Linked DNA regions of Homo sapiens: region 1 is linked to region 2. A link is a loop called in an ENCODE intact Hi-C map of the cell type or tissue named here. Cell type or tissue: A673. All regions are shown on one strand. Each heading gives the region's core, and the rest is flanking DNA. Links, peaks and the distances in the headings are about the cores only. Region 1 overlaps NUP160 (nucleoporin 160). Region 2 overlaps FNBP4 (formin binding protein 4).

Region 1 (12,474 bases), core at 1,525-9,524, 69 kb before region 2:
TCTCCAACACTTATCAGTACTGGAATTAACAGACTCTGGTGCTTTAATGGCAAATAGGTTTGGTAAGGAGTGGACTATGTACACATTTCATTTTAAACTGGGGATTTATTGCATATTCATTAAAGTGGTCTTTTGCCACCTTTGCCATAGAAAGGTTGGCTAGGCTCTTTGCTTTCAGAAGGCATGAGTAAGCTGTGGCCTGAGATCTCCGTTTGTGGCATGGGGTCTGTGAAACTGTAGTACCAGATCAGGCATATGTTAAGGATATGGTATATATATGTGTGTGTGTGTGTGTGTGTGTGTGTGTGTGTGTGTGTGTGTGTGTGTGTGTGTGTGTGTGTATAGCTGCTTTCCCATTCTGTTTTGATGCTCCAGTGATTAACAAAATCATTTAAAAATTTATTCGTTCATGGTAACTTTTGTAATCTTAGTCAACAGATATTTAAAAGTATCCCTCATGTTTGAAAACCATTATTCTGGAGAATTTATTTTGTATTGTTCTGGTATAAAAGTTGAAATCCTGGGGCTAATTGTATTTATCATGAAGAATTTCTAGGGAAGGCACTTAAGTCTTGTGAGATCAGTGAAAAGAAATGACTATAACTTTGATGTGAATGGTGTTTTTATTGCATTTTTATAGTGCCTCACAATTTACAGACTACTTTTATTTATATTGCCACTGGATATATACCCGTGATACATTTTCTGTTTTGAAGTGCTAAATTGTTTGTTACAAGCATAAAATGAATTGATAGACTATTTTAATTGAAAATTGATAATTACCACTACACAAAACTGTCATAACTTTTTCTTTTTAAGTATCTAGTCCTCAGACTATTGTGGAGTTATTCTTCCAAGAAGTTGCAAGAAAACACATTATATCTCACCTCTTCTCTCAGCCAAAGGCACCTCTGAGCCAAACTGGATTGAATTGGCCTGAAATGATTACTGCAATTACCAGTTATTTATTGCAGCTTTTGTATCCTTTTATTTAGAAGCCAGTGAAAAGCTCTCTTCTGGCCGGGCATGTTGGCTCACACCTGTAATCCCAGCACTTTGGGAGGTGGAGGCAGGTTTATCACTTATGGCCAGAAGTTCGAGACCAGCCTGGCCAACATGGTGAAACCCCACCTCTACTAAAAATACAAAAATTAGTCAGGCGTGGTGGCCTGCACCTGTAATCCCAGCTACTCGGAAGGCTGAGACTTGCTTGAACTTGGGAGGTGGAGGTTGCAGTGAGCCAAGCTCGCGCCACCACACTCCAGCCTAGGCGGCAGAGCAAGACTCCTTCTCAAAAAAAAAAGCAGCTCTCTTCTATCTAAATAGTCTAAGGTTCTTATTCTGCCTATGTAATGAAATACCTAGGTCTGTTTTAAGACATTATTCGGCCAGGCGCAGTGGCTCACGCCTGTAATCCCAGTACTTTGGGAGGCAGAAGCGGGCAGATCACGAGGTCAGGAGATCGAGACCATCCTGGACAACACGGTGAAACCCTGTCTCTACTAAAAATACAAAAAAAAATTAGCCAGGCATGGTGGCAGGCGCCTGTAGTCCCAGCTACTTGGAAGCTGAGGCAGGAGAATGGCATGAACCCAGGAGGCGGAGCTTGCAGTGAGCCGAGATTGCGCCACTGCACTCCAGTCTGGGCAACAGAGTGAGACTCCGTCTCAAAAAAAAAAAAAAAGACATTATTCATTTGGCTGGGTGCTGCAATGGCTCATGCCTATAATCCCAGCACTTTGGGAGGCCAAGGCGGGCAGATCACTTGAGGCCAGCAGTTCAAGACCAGCCTGACCAACATGGTGAAACCTCGCCTCTACAAAAAAATACTAAAATTAGCTGGGCTTGGTGGCATGCGTCTGTAGTCCCAGCTACTCAGGAGGCTGAGGGAGGAGAATCACTTGAACCTTGGAGGCAGAGGTTGCAGTGAGCTGAGATCATGCCCCTGCACTCCAGCCCTGGCGACAGAGTGAGACTCTGTCTCAAAAAAAAAAAAGACATTCATTCAACAAATATTTATTGAATGACTCTATATGCCAGGTACCATGTTATGTGCTGGATGTCCACTGGCACCAATACTGTGTTCTGCGGTACACCAGCTGGAATTGAAAATGAACACCCAGGAATGAAATACAGGCTTTTAAAAATTTATTTATTTTTAGAGACAGGACTCTTATGTGTTGCCCAGGCTGGTCTTGATTTCCTGGGCTCAAGCAGTCCTCCCACCTTACCCTTCCAAAGTACAGGGATTGCAGGAGTGAGCCACCGTGCCTGGTGAAATAGATGCTTTATTCCATAGTTATCTGAGTTCTAAGCACTATAACAAGTCTCCTGGTATAAAAGTAACTGTTTAACTGTATTCTAGTGATGATGAAAGAACATGTGGTTGGCCAACTTCTCTGCCTTGTTTATGTAAATTAAGCTATTTTATGGACTTTTCTGAATTTGATGCCCAATGTATATGTTTAAGATTTGCCAACAAAAATTAAGAAATATCCTTAACCAATGACTAGATGGCCTAGCAATCCTGGTTGTCTCTTTCTAGAATGTTTGATGGGAAATTGCCAATATGTACAATTGCAGGTGAGTTCCTTTGAACATTTCATGTCTACACATTCTTGTAAAGCATGGGATTGCTGAATTTTTTTCTTTGTAAATGTTAACTGCATTTTAAAGAACCACAATAATTTAAACTTGATTATGTGAAGACATACCCCAAAGAGATTGTTCTCTATTTCTATACCATCCTGAACTTGCTTGATTTTGTCTGATCTACGAAGCTAAATAGGGTTGGGCATGGTTAGTACTTGGCTGAGAGAATACCTGGTTCTAAAGGCTTTTAAAGAAAGTAATAAAATAAATTTTTAAAGAGAGAGATTTTTCTCTACTTCTCTCTGGACAGTATAATTCCTAACGTGATTTTTTCTAGAGTATCTTTTTTTTTTTTTCCTGAAACGGAGTCTCACTCTGTTGCCCAGGCTGGAGTGCAGTGGCATGATCTTGGCTCACTGCAGCCTCCACCTCCTGGGTTCAAGCAATTCTCCTGTCTCAGCCTCCCGAGTAGCTGGGATTACAGGCACGTGCCACCGCGCCCAGCTAATTTTTGTATTTTTAGTAGTGACTGGGTTTCACTATGTTGGCGAGGCTGGTCTCGAACTCCTGACCTCAGGTGATCCACCCGTCTCCCCAGAGTGCTGGGATTACAGGCATGAGCCACCGTGCCTGGCCTCTAGAGTGTCTTTTTAAGAATTTGTCTCTGCTAGGTTTTCTTCATAGTAATTCAAATGTACTATTGTTTTCATATAAATCCTTTACTGGAATCTAGTCATTGAACCAATAAATACCAAAAATTGGAAAATTGCTGAGATGTAAAGTATGTGTATGTGTGTTACTGGACTCCTGTTTGTGTAAGGAAAGGGGGAATGGATGAAGAAGGAAGGCAACAGGGGTAGGTTTTAATATCAGAATTATGTCAGGAAATAAAACATTTGTTCAAACACTGTCTTTTCATCCTCTGTGACGAATAACTTGGGAATGAGTATCTCCTTAAGTAACATTTATTTTCTAATCAGAAAGCACCTTTTATGCCTTTAAGGATTATATTCAACTGCTACATCCCTGGTGTCAAGTCAATGTTGGTTCCTGTCGATTTATGCTGGGAAGGTGTTACCTAGTTACAGGAGAAGGACAGAAGGTAAACTACATTTGAATGGCAAATAAACTTTATAAACTTTAACGCAAGGAAGTTGCTTAGCTTCCATTTGACTAGGTTTTAGGGGATGGGAGACATAGAATCCTCTACATAAAGTTAAAGAAGACTGTACTAATGCCAGTCAAAGGCATTATATACATGTAAGGACTACTTTCTTGTATTCTGCAATTTAGATAGGACTCAGGAACATAAGAAAATATTAGAACTCTCCTGCCCCTGTGTGTTTTTAGAGATTCCTTTTATTATTATTATTATTATTATTATTATTATTATTATTTTGTAAAATCAGGGTCTCACTATGTTGCACAGGCTGGACTCAAGCGATCCTCCCACCTTGGCCTCCCCCAGTGCTGGGATTACAGGCATAAGCCACCGCGTTTGGCCAGGATACATTTTTATAAATCAAACTTATTTACTTATTTTATTATTTCTTTTAGACAGGGTCTTGCTCTGTCACCCAGACTGGAGTGCAGTGGTGTAATCAACAGCTCACTGCTGCCTCAACCTCCTGGGCTCAAGTGATTCTCCTACCTCAGCCTCTCAAGTAGCTGAGGTACTTGGAGGCTACAGGCGTGAGCCACCATTCCTGGCTAATTTTTTAATTTTTTGTAGAGATGGGGTTTTCCCATGTTGCCCAGGCTGGTCACGAACTCCTGGGCTCAAGTGATCTGCCCACCTCAGCCTCCCAAAGTGTTGGGACTACAGGCATGAGCCACTGCACACAGCCCAAATTTACTTATTAATTACATTTTTTTTATTGTTTTATGCTGCTTTTTTCTCGTTATGTAGTTTAAAGTTTTAATTTTTTCCCTGATGTTCTATTACATAAATTTTCAAACAGACAGGAAAGTTTAAAGACTTTTTACAGTGAACAGTATATACCTATCACTCAAATTCTACAATTGTTAACATATTGCTACAGTTGCCTTATTATGTATGTATGTGTCAATCATCTTATTAAGGTTTACTTTCTTTTTTTTTTGGAGACAGTCTTGCTCTGTCACCCAGGCTGGAAGGCTAGACTGCAGTGGCATGATCTTAGCTCACTGCAACCTCCGCCCACCAGGTTCAGGCGATTCTGCTGCCTCAGCCTCCTGAGTAGCTGGGATTACAGGTGCACGCCACCACGCCCGGCTAATTTTTGTGTTTTTAGTAGATATGGAGTTTCACCGTGTTGGTCAGGCTGGTCTCAAACTCCTCACCTCGTGATCCACCCGCCTCAGCCTCCCGAAGTGCTGGGATTACAGGCGTGAGCCACCCCACCCGGCCAATGTTTACTTTTTAATTGGTAGCACTTAAGTGTGAGATACATTTTTAAAAATATGAATGCATCACATAGAATTCATATGTGTCAGAAACTATACATAGAGTAGACCATGTTAAGTAATCTTGTTTCTTTTTTGGCTTTCCCTTACATGTGAACCCCTGATTCATAGCACCTAGAATTTGAATGATCTGTTACAAGTCATTTTATATTTTATTTCTCCAGGCTCTGGAATGTTTTTGTCAGGCAGCATCTGAAGTAGGCAAAGAGGAATTCTTGGATCGCTTGATTCGCTCAGAGGATGGGGAGATCGTGTCTACCCCCAGGCTGCAGTATTATGACAAGGTACATCATGTCTTGGTTTGGCCTTATACCACCCTGTGTAAAAACACATCTGAAATACATTGCTTTGCTATTTTTGGAGAAAAATACTATAAAAATTCAGTTGCTCCCTGAACTTCCAAATTTAAAAAAAATGAATTTGCCTAGAGAAATTAAAGAAACATGGCCGGGCACGGTGGCTCATGACTGTAATCCCAGCACTTTGGGAGGCCAAAGCAGGCAGATCACCTGAGGTCAGGAGTTTGAGACCAGCCTGGCCAACATGCCAAAACCCTGCCTCTACTAAAAATACAAAAATTAGCCTGGCGTGGTGGCGGGTGCCTGTAATCCCACCTACTTGGGAGGCTGAGGCAGGAGAATCACTTGAACTTTGAGGTGGAGGTTGTAGTGAGCCAAGATCGTGCCACTGCACTCTAGCCTGGGTGACAGAGCGAGACTCCGTCTCCAAAAAAAAACAAAAAGAAATTAAAGAAACATATTTTAAGTTAAAATTTTTTCCCAGGATCTATAATTAGGGTTAAATGGTGAAATGTAATAAATACTTTTAACTGAAATGAAATTTTCGTCATGGTATTTTATTAGCCCAGTTGCCATTAGAATTTTATTATTTAATTTGCACTTTACTAGTCTTGCTGATATTTCTGGGAATTGACTAGTAATGCTGTATTTAGCCTTAGTTTATAATTTGGACTTGAGGGTCCTCTTGACCTGTTTCCTGCCCCTCTTTCCTCTGGTCACTCCATTGTAACAATGGTGACCTTCTTACTGTCTCATTCAAGTCAAGCGCATGCTCTATTCTCTTAGGGCCTTTCTGCCTGCTGTTCTGTCAGCCTGAAATGCCCTTCCTCACACCCTCATTCCATTCAGGTCTCTGCTTATCTGTCACCTCCTCAGATAGTGCCCTCTGCCTGGCCTGTGCAGAAAAGCTTTTTTATTCATCCTGTTGTGCACACTTCCAGATTGTATAACATTTCACCATACTTGATTTTATATTTTAGACTAGAATTTATCTGGATTTCCCACCAGAAAGTAAATGCCACAGAAGCAGTCTTCACTGTTTTGTTAATTGCTTATTAGATAAATGAATTTACACTGAAGTAGATTTGTAGCTCTTAATAACCCTTGGCCGGACGCGATGGCTCACACCTGTAATCCCAGCACTTTGGGAGGCTGAGGTGGGCGGATCACGAGGTCAGTAGTTCGAGACCAGCCTGACCAACATGGTGAAACCCATCTCTACTAAAAGTACAAAAATTAGCCGGGCGTGGTGGTGTGCGCCTGTAATCCCAGCTACTTAGGAGCCTGAGACAGGAGAATCACTTGAACCCAGGAGGCGGCGGAGGTTGCAGTGAGCTGAGATCGTGCCACTGCACTCCAGCCTGGATGACAAAACAAGACTCCACCTCAAAAAAAAAAAAGAAAAAAACCCTCTACTTTCCTACTAATGACAATTCTTTTGAATTCCAGTACAGCCTGGGTGACAGAATGAGACCCTGTCTCAAAATTAAAAAAAAGTATTATGTGCTTTATATAATCGTATATACTATACTTTTTTTTTTTTCCTTTTTTTTTTGAGACGGAGTCTGTTGCCCAGTGCAGTAGTGCGATCTGGGCTCACTGCAACCTCCGTCTACCAGGTTGAAGCGATTCTCCTGCCTCTGTGTCCCAGGTAGCTGGGATTACAGGTGTGCACCACCACACCCCACTAATTTTTGTATTTTTGGTAGGGACAGGGTTTCACCATGTTGGCCAGGCTGGTCTCGAACTCCTGGCCTCTAGTGATCCACCTGCCTCGGCCTCCCAAAGTGCTGGGATTATAGGCATGAGCCACAGTGCCTGGCCATGCTGTACTTTTTATATGACTGGCAGCACAGTAGGTTTGTTTACACCAGCATCACCACAAACACGTGAGCGATACATGCGGTGGCTATGATGTCACTAGAAGATAAGAATTTTCCAGGTCCATTATAGTGGGTGCAGTGGCTCACGCCTGTAATCCCAACACTTTGAGAGGCTAAGGCAGGAGGATCACTGGAGCCTAGGAGTTTGAGATTAGCCCAGACAACATAGGAAGACCCCATCTCTACAAAAAATTAAAAAATTACCTGGGCATGGTGGTGCATGCCTGTGGTCCCAGCTGCTCAGGTGGCTGAGATGGGATGTTCACTTGAGCCCAGGAGGTCAAGGCTACACTGAGCTATGATCATGCCACTGCACTCCAGCCTGGGCAACAGAGCAGGACCCTGTCTCAAAAAATTAATAAAAATAATTTTAAAACTTTTTATTTTATCTTCATCCTTTATAAATGCGTATTTTGGATGTATCATACATATGTATTAGAGAATTGCACGTATATGAGATAGGGAAATGTGCATGGTTAGGGTAGCGGGCAGACGTTGACAGGGTGGACAATCAAAAATGTTTGTCAGGCCGGGCACAGTGGCTCACGCCTGTAACCTTAGCACTTTGGGAAGCTGAGGCAGGCAGATCACCTGAGGTCAGGGGATCAAAACCACTCTGACCACCATGGTGAAACCCCATCTCTACTAAAAACACAAAAATTAGCTGAACGTGGTGGGGCATGCCTGTAATCCCAGCTACACAGGAGGCTGAGGCAGGAGAATCACTTGAACCCAGGAGGTAGGGGTTGCAGTGAGCCGAGATCACACCATTGTGCTCCAGTCTGATTGACAGAGACCCTGTCTCAAAAAAAAAAAGGATTATGTCAGTCATTTAGTAAATTATCTTTAGGGTTTTTATAAAACTATGGTGTTTATTTACTATTCTTTACATTCATCTGTGACTTGAACAGTTAGTAGTGAAATCGTATTTATTCTTTCATTCAACAAGCTTGCTTTTTTTTTTTTTTTTTAATAATAGAGATGGGGTCTCGCCGTGTTGGTCAGAATGACAGGTGTGAGCCACCAGACCCAGCCTCAACAAGTATTTACGGAGAGACTACTGTATACTAGGCACTGAGGATAGAGACAGGGTCGTGCTATACCACCCAGGCTGAAATGCAGTGGCAGGATTAAAGTTCACTGCAACCTTGAACTCCTGGGTTCAAGCAGTCTTTCCACCTCAGCCTCCCAAGTCGCTACAACTACAGGCGCATGCCACCACACGCAGCTAATTTTTAAAAAAATTTTTTTGTAGAGATGGGGGTCTTGCCATATTGCCCAGGCTGGCCTTGAGCAATCCTGCTGCTTCAGCCTCCCAGAGTACTGGGATTGGAGGTGTGAGCCACCATGCCGGCCTACTTAACCTTTCTCAATAATTTTAAACCATAATTGAGTTTGAAGTACATTACAATATTAATTTTAATGGAAATTTCTTCTATTTCTCGTTAGGTTTTACGACTACTAGATGTCATTGGTTTGCCTGAACTGGTTATTCAGTTGGCTACATCAGCCATAACTGAAGCAGGTGATGACTGGAAAAGTCAGGTAAGAATTGGCTGCAATTTGGTTGTTTTCTTTAAGGTTTGTTGTGGGTGTGGTATGTTCATTTCTATTGCTCTTTTTGATATTTGATCTACATTTGATATTTAGGCTACTCTAAGGACATGTATTTTCAAACATCATTTGGATTTGGGTCACAATAGCCAAGCATATGAAGCCTTAACCCAAATTCCTGATTCCAGCAGGTAATTTCATGGCCTTTTTTAGAGAAGACAATTTACCAACTCTGTTTAACCTACTAAGATAGTTTGCCCTCATATTCCTTTCTTTCCTTCTAGGCAATTAGATTGTTTACGGCAGTTGGTGGTAGTTCTTTGTGAACGCTCACAGCTACAGGATCTTGTAGAGTTTCCCTATGTGAATCTGCATAATGAGGTAATTTTACTTATCCAGTGATGGCTTTCAACAAGTATGGTGGTTGCCATGATTGCTACTGACTTAGTTATCTGATTGCTTCCCCTTCCCTAGGTTGTGGGAATAATTGAGTCACGTGCTAGAGCTGTGGACCTTATGACTCACAATTACTATGAACTTCTGTATGCCTTTCACATCTATCGCCACAATTACCGCAAGGGTGAGCAATGTAACCAGACAGTATCTTGCAGACAGCCTTATTAGTTTAATCATGTTTTACCAAAATATTGTGTGTTGGACTTAGGTAATTTTTAATATGTGTTTAAGTACAAGATTAGCTTAAACCTTGTGAAGATTACCTTGAAGATAGGCCCTTGCTTCCATTCTAGAACTTTCTCAAGGCGTTGCCACTAAAATGGCATTCTGTGTGCATCTTCTGTACAATTATAAAGGAAATTAGCACTGGGCGCAGTGGCTTACACCTGTAATCCTAGCACTTTGGGAGGCCAAGGCAGGTGGATCACCTGAGGTCAGGAGTTCGAGACCAGCCTGGCCAACATGGCGAAACCCCTTCTCTACTAAAAATACAAAAATTAGCCATATGTGGTGGTGGGCACCTGTAATCCCAGCTACTCAGGAGGCTGAGGCAGGAGAATTGCTTGAACAGGGTGGGGCGGGGGGCGGAGGTTACAGTGAGCCAAGATCACGCCACTTCACTCCATCCTGGGCGAAAAGCAAAACTCCGTCTCATAAATAAATAAAGGAAATTAGCTTTTTCACTAGAGACAGCATGAATTTTTGAGACTGGGTTTGAGTTCCTGTGCTATTTCACCATTAGCCTTCTCCCTTTCCACATTTCAGTTCTTAGAGCAAAATTCTGACTGCTTAAATGTGCTTAGGTTATGAGTATAATAGATGATATTCCGCATTAGCTGTGGTTAGATTGTCCCACATCCCCTCAATTAAATGCAAAGTCCTTAAAGAGGGGACTAAAATTTACATTTAGGGTTGGGCGCGGTGGCCCACGCCTGTAATCCCAGTACTTGAGGAGGCTGAGGCAGGTGGATCGCTTAATGTCAGGAGTTCGAGACCAGCCTGGCCGACATGGTGAAATCCCCTCTCTACTGAAAATACAAAAAATAGCCGGGCATGGTGGCGGATGCCTGTAATCTCAGCTACTCTTGAACCCAGAAGGTGGAGGTTGCAGTGAGCCAAAATCATGTCACTGCACTCCAGCCTAGGTGACAGAGCGAGACCCTGTCTCAAAAAAAATTACATTTAGAAGTTATCAAATGATATCCTGGTGAATTCTTTTTTCTTCATTCAACTTTTTAATGTAAAATTTGTCAAGTCTACAGAAAAGTTAAAACATTAACGCAGTGAATATCACCCTATATACCTTTCATCCAAATTCCCCAACTGTTAATATTTTACATCATTTTCTTATCTCCTCTTCCCTCCTTTCCTTTCTTCCCCCTTCCTTCCTCTCTCTCTCAATATCTATTTATTTATTTACTTACTTGTTTGTTTTTGCTGGTCCTTCTGGGAGGAAGTTAAAGACATCATGATTTTTTTAATGTCATCAGTTATTTAATTAGGTTCTTCTTAAGACATTTAGAACAGCAATTTGTAAGGATAAATTCCATTTGTCAGGGCAAACACAGATCACAGGTAGCCCTGGAGCTAAGGAATAGCTTTGATTTTTGGTAAAATTTGTGAGTCCACAGCTTTCTGATTGATCCTACTGTGCTCTGTAATCTCGTATTTCTCTTTTTCTGTGTGGAAGATCTCACCTTCCTGGTGTCTGGGCTTCCGCAGCTGCTCCTTTTTTTTTTTTTTTTTTTTTAGATGAAGTCTCACTCCGTTGCCCAGGGTAGAGTGCAGTGGCACCGTGTCTGCTCACTGCAACCTCCACCTCCCAGGTTCAAATTATTCTCCTGCCCCAGCCTCCCGAGTAGCTGGGATTACAGGTGCCTACCACCACGCCCGGTTAATTTTTTTATATTTTTAGTAGAGACGGGGTTTCACCATGTTGGTCAGGCTGGTCTTGAACTCCTGACCTCAGGTGATCCACCCACCTCCATTTCCCAAAGTGCTGGAATTACAGCCGTGAGCCACTGCGCCTGGCCAATAATGTTTTTTATAGCGCATCCCTCACATACTGCCCTCACCCTGGATCTAGAATACACACTGCATTTAGTTGTGCGATGTCTTTAGGCTCCTTTAATCTGGAGCCTCACTTTGCCTTTGATGACATTGATATTTTTGAAGCATGTAGGTCAGTCATTTTTGTAGAATGTATCTTAATTTGGACTTACATTATCAATGAATTATTTATCAGAACAGCTAAAATGAACGGAATGTGAGCGGAATGTGAGATTGTTTTAAGATTATATTTTACAATATAATCACTGTGGAATGTCTAACATTTTTGTACCATTTTTACTTAGAATTTTCTTTGGTTTCTTGCTGATTTTCATTGGAAAAAAGTAGATGGGGTTTATTCATAGGCAGGTTCTTAACATTCCTAATAGTAAAACATATTTGCATATTCTTTATTTTCTTGAATCATATAGGAAGGGAAATAAAAATTATTAAAGATCTCTCAGTATCTGCTTTCACAATAACATTATATCAACCTGCTTAGTACCAGTTTAGCAAGATTAATGTTCAGGTTTTTCTAGAGCAAGGCTGTTCTTCTGAAAGCGCCTTACATATTGCAGGTATTCAAAAATATTTGTTGAAATGAAAAATAGCTTTATTTGAAAACTAAAAGAATTTTTAATGATATTTTAATTTCTGGAGTCCCATGCTGTTCCAGAACAATGGACTTTTCAGAATCTTATTGAATATGTGCAACTAAAGTATTATAAAAATGAGAATCTATGTTCTTTTTTTTTTGAGACAGTCTCACTCTATCGATCAGCCTGGAGTGCAGTGTCTCGATCTCGGCTCACAGCAACCTCCACTTCCAGGTTCAAGCAATTCTCCTGCCTCAGCCTCTCAAGTAGCTGGGATTACAGGCACCTACCACCATGCCCAGCTAGTTTTTGTTTTGTTTTGTTTTTGTTTGTTTGTTTGTTTTCGAGACAGAGTCCCGCTCTGTCGTCTAGGCTGGAGTTCAGTGGCATAATCTCGGCTCACTGCAACCTCCGCCTTCCCAGGTTCAAGCGATTCTCCTGCCTCAGACTCCTGAGTAGCTGGGACTGCAGGCATGCACCACCACGCTCGACAATTTTTTTTGCATTTTTAGTAGAGAGAGGGTTTCACCATGTGTTGGTCAGGCTGGTCTTGAACTCCTGACCTCAAAATGATCCACCCGCCTCAGCTTCCCAAAGTGC
Region 2 (12,474 bases), core at 3,390-11,389:
CGGATCACCCGAGATTGAGAGTTCGAGACCAGCCTGACCAACGTGGAGAAACCCTGTCTCTACTAAACAAACAAACAAACAAACAAAAATACATAAAACTAGCCGGGCGTGGTGGCGCATGCCTGTAATCCCAGCTACTCGGGAGGCTGAGGCAGGAGAATCGCTTGAACCTGGGAGATGGAGGTTGTGGTGAGCCAACATCGCACCATTGCACTCCAGGCTGGGCAACAAGAGCAAAACTCCCATCTCAAAAGAAAAAGGAGACAGATTTTACTCTGTCATCCAGGCCGAATATAGTTGACATAATCATAATGCAGCTTTGAATTCATGGGCTCAATTGATGCTCCTGCCTCGCTCCCCCAAAGTGCTGGAATTATAGGCTTGTGCCACCTCACTGAGCTAATTTTATTCTTTATATTATATGCATTTGTTAACCTGTTTCACAATAAATAATACTGTGGTAACATCCTGATGAATATATTTTATGTACATTCTAGTTTCACAGCAGTAAAGATTCCTAGTGGTATATTGCCAGGTCAAAGGGGTGTGTGCATTCTAATTTAATAGAGCCTGTGTACTTGCCCTCCAAAACATTCTAGTCTTTAACTCTAGCCATCCTTAAAATTGTTAAATTCTTGGACCTGCCACCAGATAGAAGACTTTTAATATATAATGGCATTAAAAATTAATAAATGGGATTAGTGGGAAGATTTTGTTTCAGACAATTTGATAATAAAGAGGGAATATTAACGATCAGGTAAAAGGAGAGCCAGGCTATTATATTATAAGGTTAAGGACTTAATAAAAAGTTTTAGGCCGGATGCAATAGCTCAGCTTTAATCCCAGCATTCTGGGAGGCTGAGGCATGGGGATTACTTGAGTTCAGGAGTTCGAGACCAAACTGGGCAACATAGTGAGACTTTGTCTCTACTAAAAAACAAAAAATGAGGCTGGAGGAGGTCAAGACTGCAATAAGCTGTGATCATACCACTATACTCCCACCTGGGCAACAGAGTAAGACCGTGCCTCAAAAAAAAAAAGCCAGGCGCCGTGCCTCACATCTGTAATCCCAGCGGTTTGGGAGGCTGAGGTGGACAAATCACTTGAGGCCAGGAGTTTGAAACCAGCCAGGCCAACATGGCAAAACCCTGTCTCTACTAAAAAAAAAAAAAAAAAAAAAAAAAAAAAAAAAAAAATTACCTGGGCATGGTGGCAAACACCTGAAGCCCCAGCTACTTGGAAGGCTGAGGCAGGAGAATTGCTTGAACCCAGGAGGTTGAGATTGCAATGAGCCGAGATAGCTCCACTGTTCTCCAGCCTGGGCGACAAAGATTCCATCTCAAAAAAAAAAGTTTAAAATATTAAAAGCTATTTAAAGTTACATTTTTACTTTTAATCCTGAAGATGAAGGATTACCCAAAGTCACGGTTTTCACATTTGAGGTATTTTTGGCTTTTTAAAAAATTATGATGATTTTTTAGACGGAGTTTTGCTCTTGTTGCCCAGACTGGACTGCAATGGTGCAATCTCGGCTCACTGCAACCTCCACCTCCCAGGTTCAAGCGATTCTCCTGCCTCGGCCCCCTGAGTAGCTGGGATTACAGGCGCCCAGCACCACACCCAGCTAATTTTTTGTATTTTTAGTAGAGGCAGGGTTTCACCGTGTTGGCCAGGCTGGTCTTGAACTGACCTCAGGTGATCCACCTTCCTCGGCCTCCCAAAGTGCTGGGATTACAGGCGTGAGGCACCATGCCCGGCCATTTTTGGCTTTTTAACTGGCAGTCATTCAGACTGTGTGAATTAGTTTGAGTATGCAGGTGTTGGAAAGCAAAGATAAAAGAGTTCATATTGTGTGCTCCGTTTTAAGTTGGTAGACCTCTTCTCTTTTGGAGATTCCCATTACCAATAGCACCAACTAAGTAGGTGGATTCAATATAGATGTCTGTAGGTCTTCACCAGTTCAGGAAGGAAGTTACCAGATGGTTTGAAAATAATGATGCATGCCGGGCGTGGTGGCTAACGCCTGTAATGCCAGCACTTTGAGAGGCCTAGCCGGGCGGATCACCAGTCAGGAGTTCGAGACTAGCCTGATTAACATGGTGAAACCCCATCTCTACTAAAAATACAAAAGTAGCCAGGCTTGGTGGCACATGCCTGTAATCCCAGTTACTTGGGAGGCTGAGGTAGGAGAATCACTTGAACCTGGGAGGTAAAGGTTGCAATGAGCTAAGATCACGCCACTGTACTCCAGCCTGGGCAACAAGAGCGAAACTCCATCTCAGAAAAAAAAAAAATTATGATGCAGCCTGGGTGCAGTGGCTTACACCTATAATCCCAGCACATTGGGAGGCTGAGGCAGGCAGATTGCGTGAGTCCAGGAGTTTGAGACCAGCCTGGGCAACATGGTGAAACCCCATCTCTACTAAAAATACAAAAACTAGCTGAACACGGTGGCACCTGCCTGTAGTCCCAGCTACTTGGGAGGCTGAGGTGGGAGGATCCGTTGAGCCTAGGAGGTTGAGGCTGCAGTGAGCCGAGATCATGCCACTGCACTCCAGCCTGGGCGACAGAATGAGACCCTGTCTCTAAAAAATAATAATGCTAATAATGTTGCTCTTTTGAGCACCTTCCCCTGCAACTTGTTAAAGAATTCTTACATACTCAGGTTTGCTGTCTAGCTATTATAAGTAATTGAAGCAGTGGTATTCTGGAAGAGAAGATTAGAAAAGATGTTAAGGAGAAGGGGAAAGCAGAAACTTAAGGGTAATTTGATAGGCTAAAGTAAATTTTACTTATAGATGTATTTTAAGAAAGTTGATTATAAAGGATTTTTATTTTATTTATTTATTTTTTGAGATGGAGTCTCACTCTGTCACCCAGGCTGGAGTACAGTGGCGCAATCTCGGCTCACTGCAACCTCCGCCTCTCGGGTTCAAGCATATCTCCTGCCTCAGTTGGGACTACAGGCACATGCCACCATGCGTGGCTAATTTTTTGTATTTTTAGTAGAGACGGTTCTACTGTGTTAGCCAAGATGGTCTCGATCTCCTGACCTCGTGATCTTTTCACCTCCAAATGCCAAAGTGGTGGGATTACAGGCATGAGCCACTGTGCCCGGCCCTGAATTGTTTTTGGGTTATATAGACAGTAGGCTGACATGTTTGAAGAGTTTTAACAAGTAAGTAAAACAGGCAAGAGAGAAAGAACTAATAATCTTTTGCAGATATCTGCTATGGGGGAAAAGGTATATAGTGTTCTATAAGTATTGGTACTTTGGTTTAATTTTACATGTTTTTTTTACAGCAATTGGTGCTGAAAATTCAGAAAAAATAGATGAGAATTCAGATAAAGAGATGGAAGTAGAAGAATCTCCAGAGAAAATAAAAGTACAGACAACACCAAAAGTAGAAGAAGAACAGGATTTGAAAGTATGTATATTACTTAATGCAACTTGACAAATTTTTATTATTATTATCATTATTTTGAGACGGAGTCTTGCTCTGTCACCCAGGCTGGAGTGCAGTGGCACGATCTCAGCTCACTGCAACCTCTGCCTGCCTCCTGGGTTCAAGCCATTCTCCTGCTTCAGCCTCCCCAGTAGCTGGGATTACAGGCACGCACCTCAACTCCCAGCTAATTTTTGTATTTTTAGTAGAAACGGGGTTTCACCATGTTGGCCAGGCCGGTCTCGAACTCCTGGCGTTCATGATTCCCCCACCTTGGCCTCCCAAAGTGCTGGGATTACAGGCGTCAGCCACTGCGCCCGGCCCGCCAAATTTTTTTTTTTTTTCTTTTTTTTTCCCAAGAGAGAGTGTTGCTCTGCCATCCAGGCTGGAGTGCCGTGGCCCGATCTTGGCTCACTGCAACCTCTGCCTCCCACGTTCAAGCACTTCTCCTGCCTCAGCCTCCCAAGTAGCTGAGATTACAGGCACCCACCACTACGCCTGGCAAGTGTTTTTTTTTTGTGAGTCGGAGTCTCGCTCTGTTTCCCAGGCTGGAGTGCAGTGGCATGATCTCGGCTCACTGCAAGCTCCGCCTCCTGGGTTCACACCATTCTCCTGCCTCAGCCTCCCGAGTAGCTGGGACTACAGGTGCCCGCCACCACGCCTGGCTAATTTTTTTATTTTTAGTAGAGATGGGGTTTCACCGTGTTAACCAGGATGGTCTCGATCTCCTGACCTCGTGATACACCTGCCTCGGCCTCCCAAAGTGCTGGGATTACAGGCATGAGCCACCGCACCGGGCCCCATTTTTTTTTAATGCCATTTATTAAACTGCTTTCTGTTAACAAGTAGTAAAAATAATCTTTACTGTTTCCAAACCTAAATTGTTTACTTGGTTAGGTGAAAAGATCATATTTAAGTCTGAAATAATTAAGGCTGACTTGATACTGAGAAATTATCTAAAATTCTAACTGCTCAATTGCTTTCTTCAAATTAAGCCTCTTGTTTGAGAAGCAGTAGCTTATAGGCTTCTCTAGTTTGGGAGAAAAGTCACAGATTTAATTCCTGTGTGAAATACTTGTCTTTACACAAAGGCAAATTTAGTTTGAATTGCATTTCTAACCTAATCTCATGGGAGAGTTAGACCAAATAAGTATTAGCTATTTAAGGGTGGTCTGTTGGAAAAACCACTTAACATATTCTTTTGACTTGAAAGAGTATCCAGTTACTAGTTAGGGAACAACCAAGTAGAAGGGACTGGAATAATTAATTTTGTTTCAGGCTTCAGCAGGTGGCTAATATAAGCAATTAATGGATAAATGGCAATTTGACAATATTGGTATTTATATCATTCAGGATCTATTTTTTCCAGCTTTGTTGAGCTGTAGTTGACTATACATATATCTTGCATGTACTATGTCATAATTTGTTATATGTATATATTATGATATGATTATCACAAACCAGGTAAAGTAACTTACATATCACGTTACCTTGGAGAGTTGTCTTGTGTTTGTATGTGGGGATGATACATCAGATCTATACTCTTAACAAATTTCAGGTATTGTTAACTGTAGTCACCATGCTGTGCTTTAGATTTCCTTTTTTTTTGGGGGGGGGGGTGTTGGGGTGATGGAGTCTTGCTCTGTCACCAGGCTGGATTGCAGTGGCACAATCTTGGCTCACTGCAACCTCCACCTCCCAGGTTCAAGCAATTCTTCTGCCTCAGCCTCCCGAGTAGCTGGGACTACAGGTGTGCACCACCATCCTCACCTAATTTTTGTATTTTTAGTAGAGGTGGGGTTTCACGATGTTGGCGAGGATGGTCTCTATCTATTGACCTTGTGATCCACCTGCCTCAGCCTCCCAAAGTGCTGGGATTACAGGTGTGAGCCACCACACCCAGCCCCAAAATTTATTTTATAACTGAAAGTTTGTATTCTTTGACCAACATCTCCCCATATTCCCCTGTCTCCAGCCCCTAGCAACCACCATTCTAATTCTACTCTTTGAGTTTAGCTTTTCAATATTGGGATCCATTTGCAACTATTGAATTCCATGTTGTATTAGAATGCATTATGATGGGCTGGGCACAGTGGCTCACATCTGTAATCTCAGCACTTTGGGAGACTAAGGCAGGAGGCTGACTTGAGACCAGGAGTTCAGGAGCATCCTGGGCAATAGCAAGACCTTTGTCTGAAACAAAATAATTGTTTTGAATAATTTTTAAAATGCATTGTGATTATGTAGATATGCATTTGATTCCTGTCATTATTTGTCACTTTGTTATGTGTATTATGTTACTATAAATTAGAATTTTATATTCTGGATAACTAAATACAGCTGTTTGGGGAAGGCTGTTTATAGGCAGACCCATATTTCTAATATCTATAAGAATAAATGAAGGATTGTACATAATACAGAAAATGTTACGGATTCTAGTTTTACTTTTTTTCTTTTTTGCATTGTAGTTTCAGATTGGAGAACTGGCAAATACCCTGACAAGTAAATTCGAGTTTCTAGGCATTAATAGACAATCCATCTCCAACTTTCATGTGCTGCTCTTACAGACTGAGGTAAGTCTTTTTTTTTTTTTTTTTGGCATAAACAGTTAAGTGTTTGAATGAAATGCTGTATGTGTTAACGATTCTGTCTTGCTTACATTTTAAGCCTAAATTTAAATTTTTAACCTTGAAGAATATTTGAGCCGACAATCCAGGAAATAAAACTGTGTTAACCAAAGCACAGTAAATAGACTTTTTTCTCACAAATTAAAATTATATTATCATGGTCAGATGAGGCCATGTAATGTTGAAGGTACTTTGTAAGTGTTAAAGCATTATAAGTCTGTTTAAAGAGAAAAGTTGAGTCCTATTTGTAACCTGCATACTTTACAAAATGGCAGGGCAGGATTAGGTAAGGAGCTCCTGTAGGAAGCTGACTGATTTTCTTAAGAACTGAACCCTTGGCCAGGCACGGTGGCTCACACCTGTAATCCCAGCACTTTGGGAGGCCGGGGCAGGTAGATCACCAAGGTCAGGAGTTCGAGACCAGCCTGACCAACATGGTGAAACTCCATCTCTACTAAAAATACAAAATTAGCCGGGCGTGGTGGCACATGCCTGTAATCCCAGCTACTCGGGAAGCTGAGGCAGGAGAATCGCTTGAACCCAGGAGGTGAAGGTTGCGAGCAGAGATTGCTCCACTGTACTCTAGCCTGGGCAACAGAGCCAGAGTCCGAGTCCGTCTCTAAAAAAAAAAAAGAACTGAATCCTTAACTGTGATTACTAACAGTACTGGAATAAGTGAACTATCTCCCAAAAAAAGTAAAACTACTGGGGAAACCAATCTTAATAAGTCCAAAAGGGAAGACAAAACTACTACTACTCATTTTCACACATATTGGAGAGTTGGTAGTGTTAAAATATACTGGAGCCCAATTTCATTTTTCAGAACTCTGCTGCGTACTTGGGATGTTTTTTGAGACGGAGTTTCACTCTTGTCGCCCAGGCTGGAGTGCAATGGCATGATCTCGGCTCACCACAACCTCCGCCTCCCGGGTTCAGTTGATTCTCCTGCCTCAGCCTCTCGAGTAGCTGGGATTACAGGCGCCTGCCACCAAGCCCAGCTAATTTTTGTATTTTTAGTACAGACAGGGTCTCACCTTGTTGGCCAGGCTGGTCTTGAACTCCTGACCTCAGGTGATCCACCCGCCTCAGCCTCCCAAAGTGCTGGGATTACAGGCGTGAGCCACCATGCCCGGCCTTAAGATTATTTTATGAGATGAAGATGGGGTTTATTTTCCTCTCTGGTCTACTGTCCTGCCAGAGCACAGGGATATAGTCTTGGAGCAGAAGGTTTATATCCCCTTTGCCTGTGTCTCCTGACATGTAATAATAAGTCTTTAACTTATTTGTCTGTTTATTCTAGACTCGAATTGCAGACTGGCGGGAAGGGGCTCTTAATGGAAACTACCTTAAACGAAAACTTCAGGATGCAGCAGAACAACTAAAACAGTATGAAATAAACGCCACTCCTAAAGGCTGGTCCTGCCACTGGGACAGGTACGCACTCTTCTCCCCTTTTCACCTTTCACCTTTGACATCTCAGACATGATTTGTGATCACCACCATCTGACGACATGACAGCCTGTCTGGAGACTGAGAGCAGCTGCAGTTAGCGGTGCTGGGCAGGCAAAGCACCGCAAGCACAAAGTTTGGCCAGCCACACATTGGAGAAACAAAAGCAATGTTTAAAGTGTTCCATGTAACGGATTTTTTCCCAAGATATGGACAAAGCTGGTTTTTACTCTCCAGAGTGTTGCACGGAGTAGGGCGGGCTTGGGGGTTAAGCGCATGCGAGAGCTCTGTGCGCTTTACAGGACCTCTGGAAGCAACTACTCCTGATTAACCTCGGTGAAGTTAAGGAAAACTTCGTGGCTGAAGATGTGAATGAAGAACAAGATTACTATCCTCTGCCAGCAGGTCAGATGAAAACATTTCTTTATATATTTGGCTTTTCTTGATTTTTTTTTCGTTATTTGAAATCTTTGCTCTTTTATTTTTCAGCTCCCAGATCCTCTCCCTCTCTTTAGCTTTCACTGTGTTTGATATCAAGAATATGAAATGTGAATTCCACGGTCCAAGAGGGGAAGAGTCACCTTTCACAAACTTCGTTGTTCTCTTCTTTGGAAGGGAAATTAGTGTTCTAGGCGATTGAGTCCCTTCATTAATGAAACTTGAAACCCTGTTATGCATTGGCAAATCACAAAAAAAGAGAAAAGTGTTTTCTAAGTCTCATCTGTTGGAGTGAGAGGGTTCAGGGCTGTATTCACAGAGTTGCTGGCAGTGCAAATAGCTTTGAATTATCCTTGGTTCTCCATTCTCAATTGTCAAAGCTCTTTGTTGCCTTTGTGAATAGCAGTCCATTAAGAGGTTCGTCCCTGTGAAAGCAGACTGCTGTCCTGGGACAGGACCAAATGGAAGTGTCTTTGTAGGAGAACGGGTTTTAAAACATGTGTTTTCTTTCTTGTAATTTAGGGATCATAGACGGTATTTCTATGTAAACGAACAGTCGGGCGAGTCTCAGTGGGAGTTTCCAGATGGTGAAGAGGAAGAAGAAGAAAGCCAAGCACAAGAAAATAGAGATGAGACTCTTGCCAAACAGACCTTGAAAGACAAAACTGGCACTGATTCAAATTCAACAGAATCCTCTGAAACTTCCACAGGTGAGACAATTTACCTTGTACTAATTCAGCCAAAATGACTTTAGAGGAAAAATCTTATTAATTTACATTATTAAAAGATTTTATGTCATAATAATATAAGCTTCTGATTGAGAATAGTGGTGTGAACTAAAACAAGGAATGCATGAGTTATTATGGTTGGAAATCAGCATACTATTGTTATCACGTGTAAAACTGTGCCCCAAAGTGAAAAGATAGGCTAACAGATTTTGATTTTAAAAAATTGTTTTATAACCATTCTATCATGCCACTGACTAAGCTGTGGGTCTCCAAAAATAGGAATGCTTGTGCTGAGGAACTAGATAGTTGAACTGTCAATATATGTGGCATGCTGAGATTTGTTATACATTTCTATACAACACTTAGTCTGTTCATATTGCAACCTCATTTCTCACCTCCACTAATCTTACAAAAAGCGTGGTTGGTACAAATCAAAATGATATGAAGAAATGCCATTAGTACTTGTTTCAGAGAAGCAAAATAATTGATCATGAAAAATCACCAGCAATCTTCTGGTCTAAAACAATTGGCAATAGGATGTCTCATTCCATTTTTAAGGTACTCTTGGAAGAATTTAGTTTAGTTACATACATTTTTTAAAAGATAGGCTTTCATGCTCCTCAGTTCCTTTAGTTTTTAAAAAGTTTCCAATGTGTAAAGAAACTTCCACCTGTTAATCTTAAGAATTGGTAGCTATTTGTTAAACTGATGGCATATGAAGGCAAGAGTCTATGAGTCGTTTCTAAAGTAATAGATCTTTGAAAATTTTAAAAAGTGAAATTTGTCAATAACAGAGTTAAGAGCTGAATTCTTTTGTCTAAAACTTATCGAAATTGATGCTTGTACTCTACTGGCTCCCTGATGATAGTAGAAAAGCACTAGTAATGTACCAAATGAAACTGGTTGTGTACCAGATGATTTTGTTAACTTCTTAAATAGCCTAGAAATCGTCAGCAGGTCACATACAACTGCAGTGATAATTTCAGAACATAGCAAAAGGCTGATTTTATTCTACTTCACATTTTAGAAGTGCATTTTCTCAAGTTACAGGGCATTTCACTTCCCTTTTACATGAAGAGATTTTCTTTTGAATATTTTTCCTCTCTTTTGGTAGCAGTGATAGACATGACTAATAATATATTGGTTCTTTTTGTTTGCTTTTTAGCAGTTAATGAACTGAAGAGGCTTGATCGTAGTTCTGGATAGGTGGCTCCACTCCTGACCACTGTCAACATCCCTTATATGTTCCAAAGTTGAAAATTCCACTGTTACCAATTCTGAATGTTCTGTGAACACTTTAGATGAGTATTAAGCTGTTTTCTCCCTTTATGACACACATAGTTGATACTGTCTGGTAAAAGGAGGCTCTTGAGCCATTCCTATTTAATTAAAACAGAACTAGTTGTAGTGTAGGAAAAAGCCACTGATAAAACAGGTTATATTCTTAAGCCTCTCTTTATTGAGAACCCCTAGAATTGCAGGATAAACTTGATCGAAGTAAAATCCAAATCTTAAACTAAGTTCTGTGAGATTTAAGAGCAATAATCAACAGTTCTAAGCCTAATAAAGAGAGCTCTTAATCAGCTCAGTGGTGGTTAAAACCAGCTATCTTTTAAAGAAGAGAAAAAACAAAACACAGCAATGCCCTGTCTCTTCAGAAAATTGTTTTAAAAAGTTAGCCAGGCATAGTTAGTGGCCCACGCCTGTAGTCCGAGCTGTTTGGGAGGTTGAGGTGGGAAGATTGGTTGAGCCCAAGATTTTGAGGCTGCAGTAAGCCATAATTGTACCACTGCACTCCAGCCTGAGCGACAGAGAACAAGACCCTGTCTCAAAAATAAAGTGGGGGAAGGGGTGCAAAATTACACTGTGAGAAGCCAAGAAGTTTCAAAGTTCTATTTATTTTTCTAAGTCATTTTTAATCATTATTTGTTGTTTCAGTGTTTGAATTTAACATTATGTTTTTAAAGATGGAGTGGATTCTAAAGATGAGTTGGGTTCAAGATATCCAACATATCTTTTATATTGGGCTTATGTCACTTAGGTGAAGTTGAGCTCCTTTTTCTTTTTAATCTCCATGGAACAATTTGTATAATTTCTTGATTTAAATTGCTAAACTGAGCTCTTCATTCAAAATACTAAACAATAATTTCTCTTTGGGGGGAAAATTAAGGAAGGCTTTCTATACATAGAAATAAAGATGCCTAGGCCGGGTGCAGTGGCTCATGCCTGTAATCCCAATACTTTGGGGGGCTGAGGCGGGTGGATCACCTGAGGTCAAGAGTTCAAGACCAGCCTGGGCAACATGGTGAAACCCTGCCTCTACTAAAAGTACAAAAATTAGCTGGGCGTGGTGGCAGCTGCCTGTAATCCCAGCTACTCGGAGGCTGAGGCACGAGAATCACTTGAACCTGGGAGGCGAAGGTTGCAGTGAACCAAGATCATGCCATTGCACTCCAGCCTGGGCGACAGAGCAAAACTCTTTATCTAAAAAAAAAAAAAAAAAAAAAGACGCCTACAGAAGCAAGGTTCTTAGGTGCAGTGACTCATGCCTGTAATTCCAGCACTTTGGGAGTTTGAGGCAAGAGGATCACTTGAGCTCAGGAATTCAAAACCAGCCTGGGCAATATGGCAAGACCCCATCTTTGCAGAATATTAGCCTAGCTTGGTAGCACGAGTATGTGGTCCTAGCTACTTGGAAGGCTGAGGTGGGAAGGATCACTTGAGCCTGGTAGGTTGAAGCTGCAGTGAGCTATATTCACACCATTGCACTCTAGCTTGAACAACAAAGTGAGATCCTGTCTCAAAAAGAAAAAGGAAAAATTACAGCTCACGGCTGTAATCCCAGCACTTTGGGAGGCCAAGGCGCGCAGATCACTTGAGGTCAGGAGTTTGAGACCAGCCAACATGGTATCACCCTGTCTCTACTAAAAATACAAAAATTAGCCAGGTGTCGTGGCGGGTGCCTGTAATCCCAGCTACTCGGGAGGCTGAGGCAGGAGAATCGCTTGAACCCAGGAGGCAGAGATTACAGTGAACCAAGATGACACCTCTGCACTCCAGCCTGGGCAACAGGCTTAAAGACTCCGTCTTAAAAAAAAATTAAGAATTTGTATTCTCATAACATATTCAGTTTTAAGCTTGTAGCTTTTAAATCTTTGAGCACGTAATAAAAGCTGCGTAGGCCAAGTGTGGTGGCTCATGCTTGTAATCCCAGCACTTTGGGAGGCTGAGGCAGGAGGATCACCTGAGGTCGGGAGTTCAAGAGCAGCTTACCCAATATGTAGAAACCCCGCCTCTACTAAAAATACAAAATTAGCCAGGCGTGGTCGCATGCCTGTAATCCTAGCTACTCGGGAGGCTGAGGCAGGAGAATCATTGAACCCAGGAGGCGGAGGTTGTGGTGGGCCAATATCACACCATTGCACTCCAACCTGGGCAACAAGAGCAAGAGTCCATCTAAAAAAAGAGCTGTATATACCACTTTAATCTGTCCTTGGGCTTCAGACTTAAATATTCTCTTAAACAGCAAAAATACTAACTAAGTTAAATTTAAAAGCAAGGAGAAGCATCATTGTAATACGACATCCATGTGTATTCAAACTAGAATTTTCTGATGGTCTTCGTAAGATAAAGGAGATAATTGTCATTTCTATGACACAGCTTTTATAATTTGAATAAACTTAGTTGGAGATTGGAGTATTTTTATTATTTATTTTCATGTGAGATGGGTAATGTGCTGACCTCATAACAAAGTTTGAGGGAGACACATTGTATGTGAGAATTTGA

Evidence for each region. Peaks named below come from ENCODE experiments on the same cell type or tissue, not always from the same donor. Only the 100,000 strongest peaks of a DNase experiment are listed, where the experiment ranks them.
Region 1: it touches region 2 in a loop (2.4-fold over the local background); 21 of 110 quality-filtered maps call a loop at or near these places.

What each region holds. Positions count from the first base shown.
Region 1 is chr11:47,794,658-47,807,131 of GRCh38, reverse strand. It overlaps NUP160 (nucleoporin 160), which reads left to right. Exons shown (of 36, transcript NM_015231.3): 19 at 1-62; 20 at 820-979; 21 at 2,514-2,583; 22 at 3,596-3,694; 23 at 5,202-5,321; 24 at 8,669-8,764; 25 at 8,870-8,964; 26 at 9,058-9,154; 27 at 9,248-9,353. It also overlaps the pseudogene RNA5SP340. Among named protein-coding and RNA genes, the nearest start is that of FNBP4, 34 kb to the right of the region's middle. In A673, for the core only: no CTCF peak of the experiment used is centred there; no DNase peak of the experiment used is centred there; H3K27ac peaks cover 542 bases.
Region 2 is chr11:47,727,570-47,740,043 of GRCh38, reverse strand. It overlaps FNBP4 (formin binding protein 4), which reads left to right. Exons shown (of 17, transcript NM_015308.5): 9 at 3,304-3,428; 10 at 5,915-6,019; 11 at 7,374-7,507; 12 at 8,483-8,670. Among named protein-coding and RNA genes, the nearest start is that of AGBL2, 18 kb to the right of the region's middle. In A673, for the core only: no CTCF peak of the experiment used is centred there; no DNase peak of the experiment used is centred there; H3K27ac peaks cover 523 bases.